Regions from separate parts of the Mus musculus genome. Here region 2 is linked to region 1. Evidence: chromatin contacts called from ENCODE Hi-C or POLR2A ChIA-PET data. All regions are on one chromosome and are shown on one strand. The core of a region is the stretch at or near the end of the contact, and the rest is flanking DNA. Distances in the headings are between cores, read along the strand shown.

Region 1 (4,015 bases), core at 662-3,161:
TATTAGAGATCTGCCTACCTCTGCCTTCAGAGTGCTGGGATTAAAGGCAGACTTTATCAGCCTAGTCCTGCAATTTTGGTTGGTTGGTTGGATGGTTTTGGTTTGGTTTTTTGTTTTTAATTCTGGTTTTTAATCTCATTACGAGTTAAGTTCCTTGAGAGTAGGGGCCATGGCTTACAAGAGTTTTGTATTGGCAAGGCCTAGAGTATGCCTGGCATAGTAGATATTTTACTCAAAAGTGTTGGCTTAAAGCAGTAGTTCTCAAACCTGTGGGTTTTGATCCCTTCGGAAAACCTTTGGCACATATTTATATTACAATTCACAGCAGTAACAACATTGCAGTTATGAAGAAGCAATGAAAATAATTTTATGGTTGGGGGACACCACAACATGAGGAGCTGTAATAAAGGGTCGCAGCGTTAGGAAGGTAAAGAGCCCCTGCTTTAAAGACGTAACCTATTGATAGATGTGATATCTGAGAGGGTAACACGTAAGCTGAGAAAAGATGTTTCTCAACCAAAACCACAGCACATCATCAAAAAGTCTGTAAGGGAAGTGGCGTAGCTTTAGTGACCACAACAGAGTTTAGTGAAAGCAGTAACGGTGGAGAGGCAGGACAGCTCAAGGTAGAAATCCCAAAATCCGGAGGTTTTTAAGACCACGAGCTAAAGATGTCTTTGGGTAGGTTTGAAGACAGCCTTTCCAGCTCCCTTAGCTCTGGCTACATCCAATTACCTGTGATCTCCATAAAGCACTGAGACAGCCGCTCAGCTGGTAACGCACTGAAGACTTGAGTTGCCCGTGCAAAGGTACGAGAGAACTACAATGGTCCACAAGCCTAGAAACACACAATAAAACGAACATTTAAAGAATCTCATCCCACACTCTGCACTTCCATTAGGAAGTGTGCTTAACTGCTTCTTGTTCACCTGCTGACCTGTATTTTGTGATTTCTCTTATAAGTTTTTAGCTTGTTCCACTTCCAACGAAAGTCCAAGCAAGAGGCCCCGCGGTTAAGAGCATGTACCACCCTTCACAACTGCTCAGAGACAGGAGATTTCAGAATTTGAAGCCAGACTTAAGACTCCATGCCTCTGGCTTCCTTGGGCACCTACACACACACACACACACAGAGGATTCAAAATAAATCTTTAAAATATGTGAACTCTTTCAAGCTTACACCTCCACTTCTTTGATGTATCTATTGTGTTAGTGAATAAGAAAAACATTCACTCTGTCCTTTGAAAGCTTAAGATTCAACTTTGCCAACTATAGATTTTTGAGTCACCAACTGGAAATAAAAACGGTCAGAGAATTAAAACAATAAGCTAAAGCAATTAATTTTGCTTTTGGCCGCTCCTCTGCGGCCAAACTGGGTGGAAGACCATGACCCTCCGTTAGCATGAGGCATTCTAAATGTTTTCCTGTTTGGTGAAGTCCCAGATTCCCTCCGCCCAAGTCGTCAGAGCCAAAAGGATCTGAAGCCTGGGCCAGGCTCGTCCAAAAAGCTCTGACATAAGTGCGCTTGGGTGAAACCAAAGCCTGCGAGGCTGGTTTAGGGAGTAGGCCCGCCTTGCTCAGCATTTCTTGCCCGCAAGGCTCAGAGCTAAGGAGCTGGAGCTGCAGAAAATCAGACTCGCAGCCAGGGCTGGGTTCCACCAATCCCCTTCAGCACAGCGCGCACAACGCCTGAAGCACTCGTCCCCGGCTTACGGGCTCTGGGACATGACCTCTCCACCTCAAGACTTCCGCACTCTGGTTCCTCGCAATAAGAAAAAAAGCCTCTAGAAAATTCTACGAGGCTCGGGAACCCGGGCTTGAGTCCACCCCCACAAGGCCCTTGGGCGCAGCCACTTCCCGCCCCCGCGCCGTTGCCCAGGTAACCGAGGGGCGGTGGCAGCGGCGAGGGGCGGGACTTCCGGCAAGTGACGCGCCGGGGCTCGGCTACAAAAGAGGTCGGCTGCGGCGGGCCGGGCGGAACTTTCCAGAACGCTCGGTGGGTGGTGGAGGAGCAGCGTGTGGCTGAGCTGCGCTGTGCTCCGCTCCTTTCCGCTCTCCGGCGCCGGCCCGCTCACCGGTGAGTCTCCGGCCTCCCTCGGTCGCGGCGTGCGGTCTGGACCCCAGACAGCCGGGGAAGGCGCAGCCGGAGGCGGTTGGTCCCGCGTGGGCGGGGACTGCGGGTTCCTTGAGCCGGCCTCGGGCTTCGGAAGGCTGCCGGGAATGCCCGGCGCCCTGCCCGCCCGCACGCCTCGAGGAGGTCCAAGGCCCAAGCCAATTGGCCTCCCGCCTCATGCTCCTTGCTGCGTACCCCCGCGCTCCGCCGCCCGGGCCGGGTGGGCAGCGCTGCGCACGCGCGGAGCAAGGCAGGGGTGAGGGGCTGCGGGAGGAGCCGGGCGGAGGCTGCGGCTTGCGCTTCTCCTGGCTCTCCTCCCTCTCTTTGTTGAGGTTCGACCTCCCCCCCCCCTCCGCCTTTTCGATCAGGGTGGGAGGGAGAAAGGAAGGAAGCCTTAACGGTCGGCGCCGGGGGGCCCGGGAAACCCAGAGGGCGAGCCAGCTTCCAGGCCTGCGGGGCGAGAGTGGGTAAGCTGCGAGCGAGCAGGAGCAGGATGGCGACGGGGCCCGGGCACCTGCTCCCTGGAGCCGGTCTCCTAAGCCACTCCTCCACCCCCGGGAGTCCAGTGTCGCTTTCCGGCGAGGGTATGGCCTTTATCAGATGTACAAAGGCAGCGGTAATGTACTAACCAGTGGACGGAACCTATCAGTGCTGCTGTGGGTTACTAGCAAAACCTCTGGGGAAAGGAAACCGGAAGAAGCCAAATAATTCATGTGTTAGTGCAGTAGAGTCTGAACCAGCTGCGAGAGAGGCTTTCCTTCGCGTTCCCTGAAATCTATATTTTAATCTGTTCGAGTTTACAGCTGAATCATATCAGGAATTTTTTTTTACCTTTTAAGACGCGTAGGGAAGGCTGTATTAGTATGAAATAAATGCAAAAGAACAGATTGCTTTAGCTCTGGTAGTTAAAGACTACCCGTTAAGAGCCAGTCGTGGCGCACACCTTTGATCCCAGTGCTCAGGAGGCAGAAGCAGTTGGATCTTTTCTACAAAAGTTTAAAGCTGGTTTAAAATTACCATTTTCTGGTTTCAGGCTGTAAAAAATGGTGAAAGAAACCACTTACTACGATGTTTTGGGGGTAAAACCCAATGCCACCCAGGAAGAATTGAAAAAGGCATATAGAAAATTGGCCTTGAAGTACCACCCTGATAAGAATCCAAATGAAGGGGAAAAGGTAAGGGCACAGGCAAACAGCTCAGCAGCAGTGTTGCAGTGTGTGTATCTTTCTGTTCGTGCCTTAAAGTCTACCGTAGCTGTGCTTTGTAACAGTTGTTTCTAATGGGATGTCCTTTTCTGAAACAGTTTAAACAGATTTCTCAAGCTTATGAAGTTCTTGCTGATTCCAAAAAAAGGGAACTATATGATAAAGGAGGGGAGCAGGCGATTAAAGAGGGCGGAGCAGGTGGTGGTTTTGGCTCACCCATGGATATCTTTGATATGTTCTTTGGAGGAGGAGGAAGAATGCAAAGAGAAAGGAGAGGTAAGAAAAATCTGGCTTACCTGCAGCTAGAACGAAATAACTGCTGCGGAAAAAAAAGACTTGAGAATTTATTCAAATGCTTGTTTACACGTTGGTATGATGTTACACTCTGTCCGTGAACTGTCTTTGACTTCTGGTGTCATTGAGATTTTCTGTAACTAAAAAATAGCTAAGCCAAAAAGCAGGTATAACTAACCCCATAGATTCCCAAACAGTGGGGGTAACAAAGTGTACTAACTTAGGTTTCTAAGCCCTGTCCTCCCTTGGATAATACCACCTGCTCTTAGAACCCAGTGGTAAGTGCAGTGGCCCTTTCTGTTAGAAAAGTAACCCTGAGCAAGCAGAGCCTGAGAAAAGCTCATTGTCTGCAGATAGCTGCTGCTGTTGACTCTTGTTTCAGCTCTGCTAGCTCAGCTTAATG
Region 2 (4,015 bases), core at 1,055-3,554, 35 kb after region 1:
CCAATTAAGGGCCCGACCAAAACCGTCAACATCACCTCACTCTTACCTGTTCATAGAGATCAATAAGGGTTTTGTCTGGCAATTTCAGAGACTGTATAGCCTGTAAAACAGTATCCCAATGGCCACTATTAATATCAGCCACGAAACTTTCAATGCTGTCCACAGTATTCAGAGAGACAGTAGTTTCCTCCTGTAAGGTGGCCAGTGCCCGATGTAAACTGTTCTCCTTCAAGTACTGCATGATTAGTCGGATCACACTGAAAGAAAGAAAGAAAGTCATTTAGTCTGGAGATTGAAAGGAAGTTGGTAGCCATTATTATTCTGATCACTAGATCTACTGGACATTTGTGTGAAATACTTTAAACCTGAAATAGTTAATGACATTTTCCTTTTTAAATCAACTGGCCAGGCAGTAGTGGCACACTTCCTTAATCTCAGCATTCAGAAAGCAGAGGCAGGTGGATCTCTGAGGCCAGTCTGGTCTACAGAGTGAGTTCCAAGACAGCAAGGACGACACAGAGAAACCCTGCCTCAAAAAAACAAAATTAACAAATTGAGTCATCTAAAATGCTATAAAAAAATCTGGTCTGTTAAAAAATTGAGTTCTAGCATTCTGGAGGCAGAGAAAGAAAGGAAGGTGAATCTCTCTGAGTTTGAGGCCAGCCTGGTCTACAGAGTGAGTTCCAGGACAGCCAGGACCCTGTCTTAAAACAATAACAACAACAATAATAATAACAATAATAATATGAACATGCAGTTATTCCTCATATAGAAGGGTATTCAAGACTCAAAGATTGGTCGTTAAGGCTATTATTAGACCTCAGGGTAAAATATCCTTTGCAGTTCCTGTCCCGACTAACATTATCCAACACGTTTTGTCGCTGTTTTATTTTTCTACACAGGGACCATCTGTTACTGCGTCATATTTTATTTACTGTTTTTGTCTACTGTCTGCCTCCCGCAATCAAAGCATATATTCATTTAAAGACGATTTATAAAGCTGGGGGTTGGCACACGTCTTTAATTCCAGCACTCCGGAGGCAGAGGCAGGTGAATCTGAGTCTGAGACTCACCTGGTCTACAGAGTGAGTTCCAGGACAGCTACGGCTTCACAGAAAACCTTGTCTCAGAAGCAAAACCCAGGAAAAAAACGACTTACATATAACTGAGTTAAAAATATGTATCTCACCGGGCGTGGTGGTGCACGCCTTTAATCCCAGCACTTGGGAGGCAGAGGCAGGCAGATTTCTGAGTTCGAGGCCAGCCTGGTCTACAAAGTGAGTTCCAGGACAGCCAGAGCTATACAGAGAAACCCTGTCTCGGAAAAAAAAAAAAAAAAAAATATATATATATATATATATATATATATATATATATATATATATATCGCTATGAAGAGGCTCAGGCTGGACTCCAGGCCTTCCTACTTGCCCATTTAATACTGCGATCATAGACGTGCATACTTCACATCCAGCTTCAGTCTTAAAAATACATAGCAGGTTTCAGACTCCGCCGACTTAATTAATAAACCTTGCTTTTCTGCAGATCTTCAGAACATGCGTATCTCTCCCCTCCACTCAGAACACAGCTGTTTGCTAATTTCATAATTTAATTTTACTTTTCAAAAAATAAAAGGCGGTGGGTGGAGTCCTGGGGAGTCCAAGCAAGACTCTTCAGTCACTCACTCCCCGCCCACCTGGCTCCTCGTCGCCGTCCCCGCCTTCACTAAGTCTCATTCTTCTGACTCAATCAATATTCAAATTCTGTGTCCACAAAGAGGTTCTCTCTCTCTGCAAATTGCAAACCAAATCAATACACCACACTGGATCTAATCAGATAGGAGAAGCAGCAGAGTCTTTGGGGTAACTAGTGCTTGGACCAGAAGGAAGAGCTGAGGGACTGGCGGACACCCGGGCAGCGCCGAGGGCGGTGTGGCTAGCAGAGGAAACCACAGTAGTCAGGTCTACTCGGTGTGCCCCAGCACAGCCCGACGCCGGGGCCCAGGGGCTCCAGACGGCCCGCCCCACGGCTGCTCTCTCGCGGGCCCATCTAAAGAGGGAGCCAACCCGGAAAGTGCTTCGAGGCCGCAACCTCCGGCGCGCAGCTCCCCCTCCAACGTCCTCCGACCACCCTCCACTCCACCCCACGCCACGCCGCGAACACGCCACGCCGCGAACACGCCACGGCAGGACTCACTCGGAAGACTCGATTTCGATCGACATAGCGGTAACGCTCCGGGTCCAGGCCCCACTCAGCACACAGCCGGTCGCACAACGCCGCGCGACACTTCCGGCGGCCGCGCTGCGACACTTCCGCTCCGTTAGGGTCTAAAGGGCGAAGGAAGAACACGCCCAGGTGGGCGGGGCGTGAGGGGCGGGGCCTCGCGAAAGCGTGGCAGGACTACGAATGCCCATCGGTTTCGCGAACGTACACACAGGTGGAGTCTTTCTACAGCCTTGGCTGTCCCGCCCTCCTCTGCCTCCCTAATGCTAGGATTAAAAGTGTGCGCTATCGCGCTCAGATCCAGCTAAGAATTAAGTTGGAAAAAGCTGCGGTTACGGAGAAAGAAATGTAACCAAATGCGAAGTTATAACAGATCTGAGACTCCTTTCAATATAGAGTTTAAATCATACCTTACTGGTATGGCATGACAGAGCTGAGGACATAGCTCAGTGATCAGAGTGTTTACCTAGCAAGTCAGACGCCCTGGTTCAATCCCCACTAATAAAAAACCATACATAAATATTGATGAATTTTATAAATAAAGGCTAGGGAAAAGGTGGGATGGACATGCAGCTTATAGCTGGCTTCAAACTAATTATATAGTTGAAGATGCCCCTACTTTCCAAGGGCTAGAATTACAGATGGCATCACAGTGCTTATCTCCAATAAGAGCTATTTTAAAATTCTATTGACAAAGTACATATATATGTATACACTTATATATATATACATATTCATACATATACATATACATATATATACACACACACAACACAGTGGCATGTCTATCTTGTGAAATTACATATTGAGATAGTTTAGGGATTTCTAATGGCTCTTGTCTACCTTCCACACAATTTCTTTACAGTCTCCTTTTTTCCCCCCAGTGCTAGGTATCAAAACCAGAGCCTTTCAATATAGCCGCTCATATGCTGTTTATGTTTTCATTTTTACTTGATTTTTGTTTGTTTGTTTTGTTGTATTGTGTTTGGTTTTTGACACAGGATTTCTCTTTGTAGCCCTGACTGTCCTGGAACTTGTTCTGTAAGCCAGGCTGGCCTTGCTGCCTGCCTCTATTCCTGAGTGCTGGGACTAAAGGAGGGAAATTTTTAAAAAGAGTCGTTTGAAACTAAGTAGAGAAAATGACATATGCTACTGTTACAATGAATGGGATCTTCTAAGGTGCTTGGATTAAAGAGGTGTATCACCATGCCCAGCTCTTTCACGTTTCAAATCACCTATTTCCCATCAACTCTAAAGAACACAGTCTCAGCCAAGCAGTGGTGGCACACCCCTTTAATTCCAGCACGGTGGAGGCAGAGGCTGGAAGCTCTGTGAGTTCAAGGCCAGCCTGGTCTACAAAGTGAGTTTCAGGACAGCCAGAGAAACCCTATCTCAATAATAAGTATAATGACTTCTGAGATAGTCTCATTCAGAGCACAGCATAGGAATTTATTTCTTTCTTCTTTTCTCTCTCTCTCTCTCTTTCTTTCTCTCTCTCTCTCTCTCTCTCTCTCTCTCTCTCTCTCTCTCTCTCTCTCTCCCTTCCTTCCTTCCTTCCTTCCTTCCTATCTTTCTTCCTTTGTTTCTTTCCTTTGTTTGTTTGTTTGTTTTCTGAGATTGTGTTTCTGTGTCTCCATGGCTGTCCTGGGATGAGCTGATTCTCCCCTTCCATCACTTGGAAGAATATTGAAGGGAAGATTACAAAATATTGGGAGGTCCCTGAGTCAAGTACTGCTGAGAACATACTGCAGAAATCCCTATGAGAAATGGTTCCAACAGGCAGGCTAGATAG

What was found. Hi-C counts contacts between places; a loop is a spot of excess contacts on that map. ChIA-PET counts read pairs that join two places held with the same protein, here RNA polymerase II (POLR2A).
Region 2: a loop to region 1 is called in a map of heart, with 3 times the contacts of the local background. The contact joins the promoter of Smu1 here to the promoter of Dnaja1 in region 1. A Hi-C loop is called at or near these places in 3 of 37 maps with a recorded cell type or tissue (gastrocnemius and heart). POLR2A ChIA-PET finds 5 or more read pairs at or near these places in 4 of 5 experiments (Patski and embryonic stem cell).

Annotation. Positions count from the first base shown.
Region 1 is chr4:40,720,557-40,724,571 of GRCm38, forward strand. Dnaja1 (DnaJ heat shock protein family (Hsp40) member A1) reads left to right here and starts at 1,912. Exons shown (of 9, transcript NM_008298.6): 1 at 1,912-2,077; 2 at 3,147-3,288; 3 at 3,417-3,594. The coding sequence starts at 3,157. It overlaps Gm6297 (predicted gene 6297), which reads right to left and starts at 2,285. Exons shown (of 3, transcript NR_077226.1): 1 at 2,076-2,285; 2 at 938-1,111; 3 at 1-838. Mir207 (microRNA 207) reads left to right here and starts at 2,361; the gene lies at 2,361-2,439. It also overlaps a transcript of Aptx not described here.
Region 2 is chr4:40,755,581-40,759,595 of GRCm38, forward strand. It overlaps Smu1 (smu-1 suppressor of mec-8 and unc-52 homolog (C. elegans)), which reads right to left and starts at 2,305. Exons shown (of 12, transcript NM_021535.4): 1 at 2,197-2,305; 2 at 47-257. The coding sequence starts at 2,222.